Regions from separate parts of the Homo sapiens genome. Here region 2 is linked to region 1. Evidence: chromatin loops called from intact Hi-C (ENCODE). Cell type or tissue: K562. All regions are shown on one strand. Each heading gives the region's core, and the rest is flanking DNA. Links, peaks and the distances in the headings are about the cores only.

What was found. Hi-C counts contacts between places; a loop is a spot of excess contacts. Peaks named below come from ENCODE experiments on the same cell type or tissue, not always from the same donor. Only the 100,000 strongest peaks of a DNase experiment are listed, where the experiment ranks them.
Region 2: it touches region 1 in a loop (1.9-fold over the local background); 22 of 110 quality-filtered maps call a loop at or near these places.

What each region holds. Positions count from the first base shown.
Region 1 is chr2:9,634,565-9,642,894 of GRCh38, reverse strand. It overlaps LOC105373418 (a long non-coding RNA gene), which reads right to left and starts at 4,150. Exons shown (of 4, transcript NR_187866.1): 1 at 3,974-4,150; 2 at 1,438-1,531. RefSeq lists an enhancer at 1,073-1,122. In K562, for the core only: no CTCF peak of the experiment used is centred there; a DNase peak (open chromatin) is centred at 4,184; H3K27me3 peaks cover 595 bases.
Region 2 is chr2:9,686,236-9,694,565 of GRCh38, reverse strand. The region is part of intron 3 of LOC105373418 (a long non-coding RNA gene); the gene reads right to left. Among named protein-coding and RNA genes, the nearest start is that of YWHAQ, 59 kb to the right of the region's middle. RefSeq lists enhancers at 1,408-1,467, 1,621-2,420. In K562, for the core only: a CTCF peak has its summit at 3,644; DNase peaks (open chromatin) are centred at 3,666 and 7,342.

The sequences.
Region 1 (8,330 bases), core at 252-8,251:
CACTCACTGTGGGTCACACGCTGCACAGGGCTTTACACAAAGCATCTCATTTAATCCTCACAGCAACCGCTGTGCTAAAGAGGAAACAGAGATGCAAAGAAGTTAAGCCGCTCTCCCAGGGTCACCGAGTTCGTGGCTGACTGGACTGGAACCCAGGTCTTCTGATCACTTCAGATCCTGTGTTTAGTCAGCTGTCTTTTGAATGCAAGCTTCAGATAATTTTTCTTAGCACAGGATCTGTTCTGAATTGTCATTGCTCATTTTATGACCATAAACTACTTTTGTAAATGATTTCTCTTTTATAAAATGGATTAGAGCATGCAATGGTCAAATTTGCCCTAAAGTCCTCTCACACATCTTACGGGAATGATATGGGAGGATGTCCTTCACCATCTAAATAGGCTGTAATTTTGAAATATTTATGAATTGATAGGATCAGAGGATTATGTAAAACTCCTGTACGATCATAATCGCCTCTCTGTCTCACACAAGAATGGGTGTGGGGGTTAACATTGTGAAAATAAAATAGAAAAAGACGGCTCAGGCTGAGTGCAGTGGCTCACGTCTGTAATCCCAGCATTTTGGGAGGCCAAGGCGGGCAGATCACTTGAGGCCAGGAGTTCAAAACCAGTCTGGCCAAGATGTCGAAATCCTGTCTCTACTAAAAATACAAAAATTAGCTGGGCATGGTGGCACGTGCCTGTAGTCCCAGCTACTCAGGAGGCTGAGGCAGGAGAATTGCTTGAACCCAGGAGGCGGAGGTGGCAGTGAGCCCAGATCACGCCACTGCACTCCAGCCTGGGCAACAGAGTGAGACTCTGTCTCAAAAACATAAAAAAAAATAAAAATAAAAAGATGCCTTGGAGTGACCTTGGATGCCTCTTGACTTCCGCATCTAATCAATATCTCTGCAATCTCTCTCACCACCCTCCTGCACACCCCCCCACCCCACTGCCACTGTCATCATCACCTCTGAAGTTCTCTGCAGCCGCCTCCTACCCCAAATCCTCCAACCTATCCTTTACAATGTAGCTAGGGGGACTTTTCTTAAAAATCCCATCAGGTGCCCCTCGGGCTTAAAAGCATTGATGATAGAGACAGAAAGTAGGATGGTGGCAGTTGCCAGGAACTAGGGGGAGGGTAGCATCGGAGGTTAGTGTTAAATGGGTGCAGTTTCAGTTTTACAAGATGAAAGAGTTCTGGAGATGGATGGTGGTGCTGGCTGCACAGCATTTTGAATGCATTTAGTGCCACTGGACTGTACACTTAAAAAGGGTTTACATGGTAAATTTTATGTTATGTATGTTATCACAATAAAAAATCAATTTAAAAAGTATCTGATAATTTCTAATGGTCTCAGGATACAATGTCTTTTCCTCAGGGAGATACTCAAGGGTCCGAAGAATGTGGTTTCAGGCCAGGCGCAGTGACTCATACCTGTAATCCCAGCACTTTTGGAGGCTGAGGAAGGAGAATCGCTTGAGGCCAGGAGCTTGAGACCAGCCTGGGCAACATAGCAAGACCTCTGTCTCTACAAAAATAAGAAAATAAAACAAAATGTAAAACTCAATGGGTTAAAAAAAAACTCAGAAGGTTTTAAAGATTGGGGTAAAAGGAATGTGGTCCCAATCTTTTGTTTTGTTTTGTTTGAGACGGAGTCTCGCTCTTCGCCCAGGTTGGAGTGCAGTGGCGTGATCTCAGCTCACTGCAACCTCCGCCTCCCAAGTTCAAGTGATTCTCCTGCCTCAGCCTTCCAAGTAGCTGGGATTACAGGCACCCACGACCACGCCCGGCTAATTCTTGTATTTTTAGTAGAGATGGGGGTTTCACCATCTTGGCCAGGCTGGTCTCGAACTCCTGACGTCGTGATCCACCCACCTCGGCCTCCCAAAGTGCTGGGATTACAAGCGTGAGCCACCGTGCCCAGCCGTGTGGTCCCAATCTTCAGCAACAACCTCACCTCCCACCTCCTTGCCTGCTGCCCACATGCACACCATATCCCAACAAATCTGTTCCAAAATCGCCACGCCTTCTCATGACTCCTTGCCCTGTACATGCTGTTCCTTCTCTCTGGGATGCACCTCTCCCTCTACCAATGGCTGGGAACATCTTAAGACCCATTTAAATAAGTCATCTCCTCTGCAAAGCCTTCACACCTCCACACACTTGGCACCCGATGTGACCTTCTTCTCAAAGGCACAGGCCATGTCTTTGTCCCCTAGGTCTCCCCAAGGCCTAGCAGACACTCAGTGAATGTTTATTAACTGTTTAATGAATACGAGTTTTGTCCTCATCCTGGGGGAGCTTGACAAGACCTACATAAATGAAGTAATTCATTTCTAAAAAGTGTGATGCAATCTAGAGGTAGAATCGCAACTTCAACAAGAGAGAGATCTTTGTGGGTCACGGAGGAGGGCAAGTCTGGGGAGGGAAAAGCCTTCCAGGTAGGGACATCAATGACAGCAAAGCTCCCCCAACCTTTTCCAGAGAGAGAAAGATGAGATCCAGGCTAAGGCTTTTCCCAGGCTCCAGCTTTTGCACACTGTCCATGCATGGCTTTTGCTTTTTTTTTTCTGCCACGTAGACTGGAAACCCAAGTATAACTGCAGGGGATGTGCTATTTTCAGGCTGCCCAGCCTCTGAAGCCCCTTCCTTTGTTGGAAGAATTCCCCGCTTTATGAACCTTAGTGGGAAGTGGAGCCCACTTTTCACTTTGAAAGGTGTACATTCCAGATACTTACTCCCCCTAGCTTATCTTGAACCTTGGCGTGGCACGTGACTCGGACCTGGCCAGACACCACAGCCAGGATTTTGAATCTGGAGTGAATGACCCAAAGCAGCAGGGACTGTGGAGAATTCCTTTGTGGGGCAGCAGCAAGGCTTAGTGTCATGGATTTCAAATGAGAGTAGAGGGTCCTGGACCGTGTCGGCGTCCAGGTTCCAGGACCTGGTGCCACGGAGTCAGTGCAGCATGGTCTGATGTCTGCTGTTCAGTGGCAGAAGCAACAGGGATCTCCCTGGGAGAGGTCTGCAGGGTGATTTTGGCCATTGGTTCTAGCTGCACACCCTCCCAGCGCCTGCTCATTCGATAAGCCTGCTTCACCAGCCTTCCTCACAATCAGTAAGAAGTAATAGTCTTATATTCAAATCCACTAGAGTTGGTTTCTTTCGCTTGCAAATAAGGACTCTGATATAGTAATTAATACAGACCAAGCAAGGCCCCTGGAATTCAGGAAAGGGAAGGAAAATATGCATTTTCTGAGCATCTACTAGGTGCTTACTAGTGTTCTACAAAATTCAGCTAATGTTCCTAGATGTGCTTTTTTCCTGGATGCTTTGAGGATCTTGGAGTGATAATTTCATCTGTGCTGCCCAGACCTCTGAGAGTGCAGGGGCTGTCAGAGCCCTGCTTCATCAGCATCATTTCCAGGCCGAGGTTTCAGCATCAGCCTCCAGATCCCAGCCCTGGCAGGGACAGCTTATATGGCAGCTACAACTGTCCAGCAAAGACCCAAGACTGCCTGCTTTGGCCTGGTGAGCTAAATCCTCATTTCACTAACTTCTTGCGTTTTTTATTTTAATCTCTCTCATTTGGTCTCATGTCCTAAATCTCTTGGCTCAAGAAGCGACAAGTTGCTACCTTTTGTCCTCTATTTCAGGAAGTTTGTGTGACGGTTGTAGCAGCTGGATTCCGTCTGAACACATTCCAGCAATTTGTCTGCTGCAGGATCCTTCAGAGTGAGGCTGGCCACATCAGTCTGGTCAGCTGCATCTCTGAGTTTCAGAACCAGGATCAGGGAGTGTGGCTGGGATCGTTTGCATCAATTATAGCAATTGCTGTCCCTAGGCAGAGAGCATCTCATATTAATAGCTGAGTGGGTTGGCAAAACTCCTTTTTTTTCCAGAGGTGACTTTTGATATAACAAACTTTTATGTATTTTGTCTAGATGAATGAGGGCCCCAAATATCTTACCTGGGTTTTCCCTGGTTTAAGGAAATCCAGAAGAGAAATCATCCAAATAAATCAGCGTGATTGATCACATTCAAAAGGGTTCTTTTCTCTCTCTGCAAAAGGTTTCTTCACTGGGTTCTCTTAACTGTCAGGCCTTCTGGTGCAGTTGAGAATTTGTTTACAGAACTGGACATGACTAAGGGGAAGGAGGGCGGTCAGGGGCTGCCTGGATCTTCCAGCCCCTCCCAGCTAGAGTCACGGGTGCCTCCAGCTGTGTGCTGGAGCCTGGCCAGAGCCTGAAGCTGTCCTGACCAGCAGCCTCAGCTCTGTCCTTTGGGCACTGTGCACTGGCCTATGGACTCCTCCTTCCATCCTTTGTGAATTCGTGCATTTGGCCATTGCTTTCTTGGCACCCAGCGTATCTGCCAAGCACTCTGCTAGGCACTGGGGCTACACAGGCAAATCACATGGACGTAGCACGCCCTCTCTGAGATACCTTCAGCTATTGGACAAGTGGACCAGGGGAAGCAACATCAAGTAACTACCTGCTTGGGGAATCCAGGATGGGGGAGCTCACCTAGCTGAGAGGGGCTCAGAGCCCTAGAACACCCCATGGAGAAAGTGCCATTTCCTTGAAGACCTGAGAGATGAGCAGGTAGCCAGGGGAAGATGGCAGCAGAGCAAAGCCCAGAAGAGGCTGAAGCAGAGAGAAGGAATGGAGCCAGGAGAGAAGACAGGAGAGGAGTGGGGGAGCTCCTCACCAGCCTTCCTCCGTGGAGCTTCCTAACAACCCTGCGGGGTAGGACTCTTACTACCATCATCCCCATTTTATAAATGGGGAAACTGAGGCACAGAGCGGCCAGCTGACCTGCCCAAAGTCACATATCTTGTGAGTAGTGCAGCCATGATTTGAACCCAGGTCATCTGGCTCCTGAGTCCAACCACCATGCTGAGCTGCAGCTGAGTAACGGTGAAGGGTTTTAAGTCACAAAGCAAAATGAAGGTCACACTTGCACTTTTCACAGAGCTGCTCCTGCTGAAGGGGTTGAGGGTAGCACAGTGAGTCTCCCAGCATGGCCTGTGCTTTTAAAGTGCCCATGTGCTTGGTGCTGAGCTGGTTAGGGCAGGAGGGGGAGAGGCAGAAGAGTCCTCTGCACCATGGCTGCCTAGCTCTCCTGGCTGGTCACATTCCGACATTGTATCCAGATCCACCTTTTCGGGAGTCAGCCCTGTCCAAAAGCAATTCCAGCACAAACAGAAACACCTGTGCCTTCCTCCCCTTTCCCAGGGGCCCCTCCACTGGGCAGCAGGAAGGATGGAAACACAGACTGGCATGACCTCAGTTGCTGTCCCCACAGGGGTCCCTTTCACTCCATAGCCTTCTGGTGCCTGAGCCCACACTCATGTTTCCCTTCTCTCAACTCCCATAGCACTTATTGTGAGAAGCACACAATCAACTCCTGTGTGCATTGTTCTCTAGCTGTTTTGTGGTCATTCATCTCTTCAACTATCTCGAATTGTCTGGAGATGAGTCATAATTAGGGAGATGATTATGTACCAAAACTTAAAAAAATCCCAACTCTCATATATGTCCAGAGAGACAGAGAGAGAAGGTATATGTCTACATATAATATGAAGCAAAAAATATGAAATATAATGACCATTTTTTTTGTGATGATTAAGGCTAATTGCTGCGTACCTAGGGCCTGCCTGGGATATATGGGCCATGTACCCCGATGCTAACTGGCCCTGGCCTCTCCAGGTTTTTCATGAGCTCTTTATGGGTTTGTTGTCTCTGCCTTGTCCACTGATTGCCTTGCATAGACCATAGATATGGGCTCCTCAAAGCCCTAGCTGTTACTCTACTCAAAATCATCTGCGGAAATGTGGAGTAGATTTCAGATGAAGTGTCGGGACTAATTCTGCTCCCACCTTCTAAGTAACCACTTCTAGACTGCTGTGGACCAGGAAACCTGGTAACTGAACATCTTGCAACTGAAGAGAAAGGGGATCTTCCCTGCCTTTGCTGACCTCCAGGTTAGGCACCCACCTCTGTGCTCTCGGTCAAGCTCCTTCTAAGCACAGACTGTATCTTAATCATGCTGGAAACCCCAGCCCTTAGGACAGCATCTGGCACGTTGAAGATCTTTAAATATTTTGTGGAATGAATTAGCAGGAAATTGAGTCTGAGTGAGGGCCTGGAGAACACTCCTCTACGTCTTGCATGTGTGAGCATCAGTGTGTGATCTTGCGACAGCTTTCTGATGGCTCAGGGACCTTCTGTTCTGGCTTGAAGGTTCTGGGTGTATTCTTCCGAGCAGATGCAATCCTGTATCTACGGAACATCTGCTGAAGACACAGCTCTGCCTTGCGTGCTTTCCTTCTGTGACTTTACTATTCTAGTGACTCTGCATATGGTTGGGCACATACTAAGCACACAATGCCAATGGTCAGCATTATTGGAAATGCGTCCTGAATGGTCTGGATCCACTCTCCAAACAAGCCTTCACTGAATGCCTTCCGTGGCCCAGTAAAGTCACCAGGGACATGGAGGTCAGATGTAACTTCTCCCACTGGGAGGTAGCAGTCTGATGGTGGCAGTGGGAGAGGAGGGGAACCATGTAGACAATTAAAGGGAACAGACAAGGGACAAGAAGGCACCTCTTTCGCTGCTGGATGTGTCGAGCGTAAAAACAGAGCCTTCCGTATGAAAATAAAATCAGTTGCTGACTCAGGGGTAGATACATATTCATCCACCCACCAACCTCAAATAACTAAACATTGTTCCCAGGCCAGCAAACACTGGAGCTTCTGTCTTCCATTGCAGGTAGCACAGATTCTTGTTTGTTGTAGTAGAAGATAAAAATCAGACAGACCTGTTTTTAAGTCTTTACTCTAAAGTTTACCAATTGGGATAGGTAATTGAACCTCTCTGAGCATCAGTTTAGTCAGCCAGTGGGAACTATAATACCTAAGTTTACCCAGCTGTTGAGCGTTCACCGAATACAAGATAACAAACAAACAATCAAACAAACAAACCCTTACCCTCAAGAGGCTCATGGTCTGGTAAGGGAGAGAAGAGAGACTGATATGTTGCAGACATACATTAAAAGCTATTAAAAGATATCCATATCTGGCCAGGCGTGGTGGCTAACGCCTGTATTCCCAGCCACTTTGGGAAGTCAAGGTGGGCAGATCACCTGAGGTCAGGGGTTCAAGACCAGCCTGACCAACATGGTGAAACCCCATCTCTACCAAAAATACAAAAATTAGCCAGGCGTGGTGGCATGTGCCTGTAGTCCCAGCTACTTAGGAGGCTGAGGCAGAAGAATTGCTTGAACCCGGGAAGTAAAGGTTGCAGTGAGCCGAGATGATGCCACTGCACTCCAGCCTGGGCAACAGAGTGAGGCTCCATTTAAAAAAAAAAAAAAAAGATATCTATATCATTTGTTGGGTAAAAAAAAAAAAGGTTACTAAATGCATTCAACAGAATACACACATGTATTTATATGTATGTGTACGTGTGTAGAGAGAGAGATTTATTATAAGGAATCTGCTCACACAGTTATGGATGCTGGCAAGTTCAAAACCTGCAGGCCAGCAGGCTGTAGACCCAGGAGAGCTCACGTTCCCTCTCTAGTTCTAAAGGCATCTATGGGGGACCCAGGAAGGGCCGGCGCTTCGGATGGAGTCTGAAGGCAGTCTGCTGGAGAATTCCCTCTTGCTCAAATAAGGATGCTCTTTGTGTGTTCTTTTCAGGTTTCTGATTTGATGAGGCCCACCCACATTAGGGAGTGCAAACTGCTTATTCAAAGTCTACCGATTTAGGCCAGGCACAGTGGCCCATGCCTGTAATCCTAGCACTTTGGGAGGCCGAGGCAGGTGGATCACTTGAGGTCAGGAGTTCAAGACCAGCCTGGCCAACGTGATGAAACCCTGTCTCTACTAAAAATACAAAAATTATCCAGGTGTGGTGGTTCACGCCTATAATTCCAGCCACTCGGGAGGCTGAGGCAGGAGAATCGCTTGAACCAGGGAGGTGGAGGCTGCAGTGAGCCAAGATCACACCACTGCACTCCAGCCTGGGTGACAGAGCGAGACTCTGTCTCAAAAAACAAAACCAAAAAAAACACCACCAACAACAAAGCCCACCGATTTAAATGTTACACCCTCAAAGAAACACCCAGAATAGTGTTTGACTAAGTATCTGGGCATTGTGACCCACCAAGTTGACACATGCAACTAACCATCACCCTGAACAAAGTGAATCAAGTTTCAAACTAAGGAATATGTAGAAAAACTTTCTTGACCAGGCTCCCTTGATTTCCCTGCCTGTGTGTGACTCTACGAAACCTCATTTAGCACCCACAGGCCAGAG
Region 2 (8,330 bases), core at 194-8,193, 52 kb before region 1:
GGTGGCTCACACCTGTAATCCCAGCACTTTGGGAGGCTAAGGCAGGTGGATCACCTGAGGTCAGGAGTTCAAGACCAGCCTGGCCAACATGGTGAAACCCCGTCTCTACTCAAATTACCAACAAAATTAACTGAGCGTGGTGCCAGGCACCTGTAGTCCCAGCTATTCAAGAGGCTGAGGCAGGAGAATCGCTTGAACCAGGGAGGCGGAGGTTGCAGTGAGCTGAGATAGTGCCATTGCACTCCAGCCTGCGCAACAGAGTAAGACTCCGTCTCAAAAGAAAAAATAATAAAATAAAATTGGTATGTGTGTCTTTTTCCTCTGGTCCTCACATCTTCCATGTAAAGGAGATGGATTTTTTTTTCATATTCCTTTCTTCAGACAAGATAAAGGGGTGTTTTTATTTTTTTCAAAGCCAATATTGAGAGTCCAGAAGATGAAACAATGTCCCAAGGTTGTAGGGCTCCTGCTTGTGGAGGTGAGATGTTCTCAAACTCACTGTGCTGGCCCTCACCTGACCACAGCAAGCCCGGCTTCCTTTCACGTCACCTTTCATTCCTGCTTCTCGGAGGCCTCACAGAAGCCGCCCACGGAGAGGCAGGGGTGGGAGGCCACGGAGCACTCGAAGACTTGGGCAGCGCTGGCACAGGACAGTGCAGTGAAATGGGACACACGGACCTGAAATGGGATGACCAGCGTGCCAGCCTTTGTCCCTGCAGTGGCTGCACACAACGATTCACCTTCGTGACTGTTTCAGAAAGCAATTTAGGAAAGCCTGCGAGAAACTGGGTCAATGTGCAGGCCTGAGTGATGACAGGCCCAGGTTTTCCTTGGGAGAAAATTCTCCTGCAGGGACCCAGCTGACGAGGGGTCCAGGGTAAGCATGAATCTACGCGGATCAAGCCCTCAGCAGGATTAGGCTTGTCACTCACACAATCTGTAGGTGTATTTGTGGGATGAGGAGACCTGGAAACTGAGGCTCAGACATGCCAAGTTACCTGCCTAGGAAGTGGACAGCGCCCAAGCTTCTTCCACCAGAGCACAAGGACCAACCCAAGCGGGGTTCCTGGGAGTCAGAGCTTCCGAAGGTGGCTTGTCCTGGACTCTCATCTGCAGCATACCCAAGACTAAAAAATGAGCTGATTCAAGGGAGGGTGTTAGCCGGGTGGCGGGCCCGCGGGGAGCCCGGTATTTTTAGCCATTTTGTCATACAGACCAGGATGGAGAGATGAGAAACCGCAGGGACTGGCACAGGCCTCAGGATGAACTCACGAGGCCCAAAATAGGAGGAGCCCAGCCTCCTGATGCCTGTCCAGGCCTCTGTGCTGAGTCAACCACAGAAGTGCCAGTTGCTTTCTTGCTTTCTTTTTTTCTGGGGCCCCAAATCTCTTTTAGAAGGTATTAAATCAAAGAGAGATTGAGCTAGAAGGAAACTTAAAAGATTTTAGTGTCTAAGCCCTTTCTTTGACAAATGAGGCTAAAAGAGGGGGAGTTTCCTGTAAAGTACTGGCAGGACCCTCACCCTAGGCCCCTTGACCACACCCTGTCTCTGCACCATCGCAGGGCAGAGGGCCGAGGTGGAGTGTGGAGGGCGTGGCCCCGCCGTTAGAAAGCCCTGGGCGTGGATTCCGTCTCGTTGCTCACAAGCTTGGCAGCTTCCAACTACCGCTTTGCTTTCTCTGTGATGCTCATTTCTCAAATCGGGATATTGCGGATTTTTGAGAGATTCCAAGGGGACAACATACAAACATGACTTCTCGTCCTCTTCCTGTTCCACCAACTTCAGGGAATTGGGAGGAAGGAGATCTAACAAGCTGCTGTAGGAGTCCCCGGTAGAACCCTTCCAGCAGCCATTCCCTCCCTCCTCCCCCCAGGAGAACCTGATTGTGTCCAGCATCCTCTCCCCCTGGCCAAGTGCTTCGGGAGGTGGTCAGCGCCCAGCACCAGGGTGCGAGTAAGACGATCCTCAGCCACTTGCCGGCCAATCAGAAATGAAAGGGAATCTGCTGGGGCAAATGGTCCCCGGACGTTGTCATGCATATGTGACATCTGGGCCTAGGGCAGCTTTGCCAGGAAGGGCCTCAACCTGAGGGCTAAGGACAGCAGAGAAGAAAAAAGTAAAGAACTGGAGTCCATGGCTCTGGACTGCTTGTCACGTGAGATCACAGATTGCTCACCCTCTAAGCCATTCCCCTTGGAGGCTTTTGATATTCGAAGCCCACCCAGATCATTCTCACTGCAATGGATGAGTCTGAACAGAAGTACAGTTTTATTTTTAATGCCAAGGCTAACTCAGGACTGAACTCTCCTTGAGGCCCTTTCAAAAGATGGTGCAATTTCATTAATCCAGCAGTCTCCTTGGTCATGCAAAGTTCCTGACCATCCTGGTGCTCCCGATGTGCCTGTGTGTTCGTCTGTGTTGCACTTGGATCCCGAAGTCAGGTGTCCCAGTGATGTCAAAAGAAACTGTGAGGCCAGGCACAGTGCTCATGCCTGTAATCCCAGCACTTTGGGAGGCCAAGGCAGGCAGATCACCTGAGGTCAGGAGTTCGAGACCAGTCTGGCCAACATGGTAAAACCCCACCTCTACTAAAAATACAAAAATTAGCGGGGTGTAGTGGTGAGCACCTGTAGTCCCAGCTACTTGGGAGGCTGAGACAGAATTGCTTGAACCCAGGAGGCGGAGGTTGCAGTGAGCTGAGATCACACCACTGCACTCCAGCCTGGGCAACAGAGCCAGACTCCATCTCAAAAAAAAAAAAAAAAAAAAAAAAGAAGAAGAAAAATTGGAGGGACTGTTTGTTCACTGCCTCCTGAGAGCTTCACGTGACCTCTGGGGGCACACCACCAGAGTCTGTGTCCCACCCTCCCTCGTGGGTCAGGTCTGGCTGTGGGGAGCCTGCATTTGTCCCTCCCAGTGGCAGCCAGGCCTGGGCTTTCTCCTCAAACTGTCTCCCTGCCCCTTGGCCCTTTCACACTGAACCACAGAGTTTAATCTGGAAGAGGGGCTAGAGAGAGGGACTGTGAAGATGGTGGCCAAGCCAGGTGAGGCAATGGTGGGAGGGAGGGAGATGGGTGACAAGATTCAATTCCTGAACTGTCAAAGGTGAGGTCTCTGCTGGTCTCAGGACTCCATTCTCGGCTCTAAAGACCCAGGCAAGCAGATGTCATTTGAAGGCCAGAAATTTGGGAAGACATAAAATCAATATTTATTGAGCAACTACTGTGTTCCAGGAACCATCCTTTATGAATGAGGTTGCTATGCTATCCCCATTTTACAGGTGATGAGACTGAGGCTCAGAGGGTGGAGAGCACCAAATCGAGCATCAAATCCAGGTCAGAAATCTGGTGGGTTTAGCTCCGAAGCCTGTGCTTTCCACAGCACCGACTGCCCTCAGGCGTCACATTAAGGACGCACAGAGTAAACTGGACTCATGACAGCTTTCATGTGAGAGCGATCTCACTGCACTTGGCTTTTTAGTAAGAGGCAAAAGATTTATATGATCTGAAGAGAAACCTTTTTTAGGAAAATTAAGCACGATGGGTTCCATGTGCCTCCCTACTGGGAAGAGCGAGGCTGCTGGCTGCAGTGGGTGGGTGGCTCTTTTCCTGGACGGGTCCTGCTTCTCATCACTCTGCTAGGCTAGGGGGAGCCCCAGGCTCTGCTACCTCCACTCCCGCCATCACTAGCTGGTCCCCACCACCAACCCAGGAAGGGAAGCTTATTGGAATAGCACAGTATGTCTGTGTATGCAAGTGGTTTTGTGTGTGTGTGTGTGTGTCTGTGTGTAGCTAAAACTCAAGTCTTGGTTGAGGAGGGAGTGAAACTAAAAGGTCTGTATATTTATTTGACTAGGCCCAAGTGGGGATGTGTACGTGGGTGTGTGTGTGCTGGTGTGTGTGTAACCTAATGTTGTTTGTGTCCATGAGGCTGAATTTCAACTCAGGATCCTGCATCCCAGCTCCTTCTGGCCAGCATGAGGAGGCTGGCGTAACTGGGGAGGAATCTGCTAGGACTCGCTGTGAAGCTACACTGGTTTCCTCTCAGATGGATCTGGACTGGTCTGGATGAGCCACAGATTCTGAATCCCCCAGGGGCCGCATTTCCTTCCTATAATCCCTTTCTGTTGTTAGACCGCGCGAGTGAAATCAGATTGAGGCTGATTTGCAGGAAGCACCTGAAACAAAATATTCCGAGGTTGCCTCAGGACCTGCCTGGGGTCCTGGGGTGTCAGGGCCACAGAGTCCACAAAGGAGCCAAAGGGACTAAGCTGCACTCTTCCTGCCTGGGGCCAAGGCCTGAGCACCCCCTTCTCACACTGCCTCCCCACTGCCCTCCACCAGGAAAGACCTCACCAACAGGAGCTCAAGGAGCGTGAACACCAAGGGGGCACACAGCATTTATTTTTCCTGTCCCTCTCAGTTGTCGTTTGTGAAGGAACACTGGAGCCAGTGCTTCCCCACTCTTGCCCTCGCTTTTGTTTTTTGTTTTTTTGGAGACGGAGTTTCACTCTTGTTGCCCAGACTGGAGTGTAATGGCATGATCTTGGCTCACCACAACCTCAGCCTCAGCCTCCCGGGTTCAAGCAATTCTCCTGCCTCAGCCTCCCGGGTTCAAGCAATTCTCCTGCCTCAGCCTCCTGAGTAGCTGGGATTACAGGCATGCGCCACCACACCTGGCTAATTTTGTATGTTTAGTAGAGACGGGGGTTTCTCCATGTTGGTCAGGCTGGTCTCGAACTCCCGACCTCAAGTGATCCACCCACCTTGGCCTCCCAAAGTGCTGGGATTACAGGTGTGAGCCACCGTGCCCAGCCTTGCCCTCGCTCTTAATGACCCCCAAGCTCTATCTATAACAGGGACGAAGAAGTCCATCTTGTTAACAAAAGTTTGAGCCTCCATCTCCTTCCCAGAAACCCCCCTACCTTCCCCTTCTCAGGCCTAGGAAGGCCTCGCGGCAAGTGGAAGGGGTACTCCTCTGAGTGTTGGGGCCTCTGTCCCTCATCAGCAGCATCTCTGGCCAGCCAGTCAGCTTCCTAAGTCCTTGTTCTTCATTTGTGAGCAGAGCTAAGGTTTACTCCTAGCTCGCTAGATGCAGCCTCTCATGCCTGCAATCCCAGTGTTTTGAGAGGCCAAGGCGGGAGGATCGCTTGAGGCCAGTTCAAGACTAGCCTGGGCAATTTGACGAGACGCCCTCTACAAAAAATCGAAAAAACTCCGTGGTGGTTCATGCCTGTAGTCCTAGCTACTGAGGAGCATCACTTGAGCCCAGGAGTTCAAGGGTGCAGTGAGCTATGATCATACCACTGCAGTCCTCCTGCCGTAGACCCTGTCTCTAAAAATAAAAATAAAATGAAAAAAAAAAAAAAAAAGAATGTGGATCCAACTCCTGGGAAGTAGAAGCTGTTGGCGTTAGAACTTTGCCCACCTTTTCTCTATCATGTATGTAAAACATCTTTTTCTTTCATTATCTGCACATATTTTATTCTGGTTATTATTTACATATCTTTTTCCATTATGTACTTGCAACGTTCCTGAATCCTTTTATTTAAGATGTAAATAGCATACAGTGGGTTTAAAAAAAACAAATAGTTTCACGATTTTTGTCTTTTGTAACAAGATTATCTAGGCCGGGCACAGTGGATCGTGCCTGTAATCCCAGCACTTTGGGAGGCCAAGGTGGGCGGATCCCTTGAGGTCGGGAGTTTGAGACCAGCCTGGTCAACATGGAAACCCCGTCTCCACTAAAAATACAAAAATTAGCTGGCTTGATTGTGCATGCTTGTAATCCCAGCTACTCAGGAGGCTGAGGCAGAAGAATCATTTGAACCCAGGAGGTGGAGCTTGCAGTGAGCCGAGATCGTGCCATCGCACCCCAGCCTGAGCGGCAGAGCAAGACTCTATCTCAAAAAAACCAAACAAACAAAAAAAGACAAGATTATCTAATCTATTTACATTTTACATAATTTCTGATATATTTCTATTTAAATATACCATTTTTGTGATAATGGTATTTTAGTATTATAATTTTAAAGTCTTTAATAAAAATACACTCTACAATGTTTATGAATAAAATAACATGATGTCTGAGATTTGTTTTAAAATACTTTAGGAAAAAGTGTGAAAGATAAATGAAACTAGACTGTTAAGTATTAGAATAATGGATGCATAAGGTTCATTATACTATTCTGTATATTTTGTTTTTATTTATTTAGAGACAGGGTCTCAATCTGTTGCCCACGCTGAAATGCAGTGTTACGGTCATAGCTCACGGCAACCTCGAGCTGCTGGGATCAAGCAATCCTCCTGCCTCAGGCTCCAAAGTAGCTAGACTACAGGCCTATACCACCATACCTGGCTAATTTTGATTTAATTTAATTTTTTTTTTCAGAGACAAGGTTTTACAGTGTTGCCCAGGCTAGTCTCAAACTCCTGGGCTTCAGCAATCTTCCTACCTCAATCTTCCAAAATGTCCGGATTACTGGTGTGAGGTACCATGCCTGGCCTATTTTTGTGGTACTTAATTTCCTGTAATAAAAAGTGTTTTTTAATCTGCCTTTTTTTTTTTTTTTTAAAGAAATGGAGTGTTGCTATATTACCCAGGCCGGAGTGCAGTTGCTATTCACACGCACAGTCATGGCACATGCTATAGCCTGGAACTCTTGGGCTCAAGGGATCCTCCTGCCTCAGCCATTAAGTAGTACATACTACAGGTGTATGCCACCGCACCTGGCCACCTGGCTCTCTATCTTTATACTTTCTAGTTGTCCTGCCTATTTTATGTTTCTTTTTCTCTCATATCTAGCCTTCTCTTAGATTGATTATTTTTTAGCATTCTACTTTTCCCTTTTATTCATTTGGAAGTTACATACACTGTTTCCATTTATTCAGAGTTTACTGTTGAAATTGCAACATGCATTCTTAGCTTAACCAAGTCTAACATTAATCAATATTTTAGCCCTCCCCTCTCCATTTAACTGCATTTATTCCTCCCTCAACTTATCTGCAACTGTTTTCATGTATTTTAATTCTATTTTTAAGCCCTTCAGGACATTATGATCATTGCCTAGTGTAGTCTGTGTTCATTTAGATTTATTCACACATTCACCAGTTTCTTTGTTCCTCATTTCCTTTTGTACCACAGACTTTCCAACTGGAATTATCCTTTTTCTAACTGAAGTACATCCTTTAGAATTTAAGTCTTTGTGTGACAAACTCTCTCAACTGTCCTTGTATGAAACTGTCTTTATTTCTGAAAGACGTTTGTGTGGAGTGTGGGAGTCTAAGTTAGCAATTATTGCCAGCCCGTTGAATTGTTATCTTGGGCTTCTAGAGTTGCTTTGAGAAGTCAGCTCTCAGTCCCTCTGGCTCGTGTGCATTTTTCTCTCTAGCTACTTCCCAGGTTATCACTTTCTGGTGGTTTTTCTGAAGTTTCACGGTGACGTATTGCAGTGTAGATTTCATTTTATTTATCCAGTTTAGGATTCACTGTGATTCTTTAATTTGCGGATCGATGCCTTTTATTAGTTCCACAAAATTCTCAGCCATGATCTCCTCAAATATCACCTCTGCCACATTGTCTTTCTCTTCTCTTTCTAGGCTTTCAGCCTATATTGGGCTTTTTCGCTCTATATCTCTTGCCTTGTCACTGGAATCTTCCATCTTTTTGTCTTTCCATGCTGCACTCCGGAAACGTTTTTCTAACCTATTTTACAATTCACTAATATATCTCTTCTGCTATGTACAAACTGCTATGAAATCCGTCCTTTTGGTTTTTATTTCAATTATTGCATTTTATTATTTCTACAAGTTCTATGAGGTTCTTTCTCAAATTTTCTATGTGACTTCTGAAAGATTCCTATTGCCTAAAGAATCTTCAAGCCTGCATTTGATTTTGTTAGTCACTATAGCTTCTAATACTCTGGTTCTTGCCTATTTTCTGTGAGAGCCTAATTGTCTGTGACAGGTCTGCTCATTGTATTCAAAAGGAATAATTTGCCACCCATTGATAAAGACGCCTCCCCAAAGAGGATATATATTTGTTCCTTCTAGGCACCAGGTTCAAGGCTTGAGAGTTTCTGACCCAGGTGAGGCAGGAGAATACGGTCTGGAGGCAGGGAACCTAAGGCGGGTTCACACTGATTTCCCAGAACTGAATCAAAAGGAAAAACTCCTTTTTGTAACCCCTCTCCCCTTTTTCTGCCTCACAGATGAAAAATGAAAATACTTCTGACTGGTCCCTTCCTGCGACCAATGAGACTGGTCGTGGGCCTAGTCTTAATTTGCATAGGGGTATAACTTTGTAACTTCATTTCAGCTTCTGATTGGTC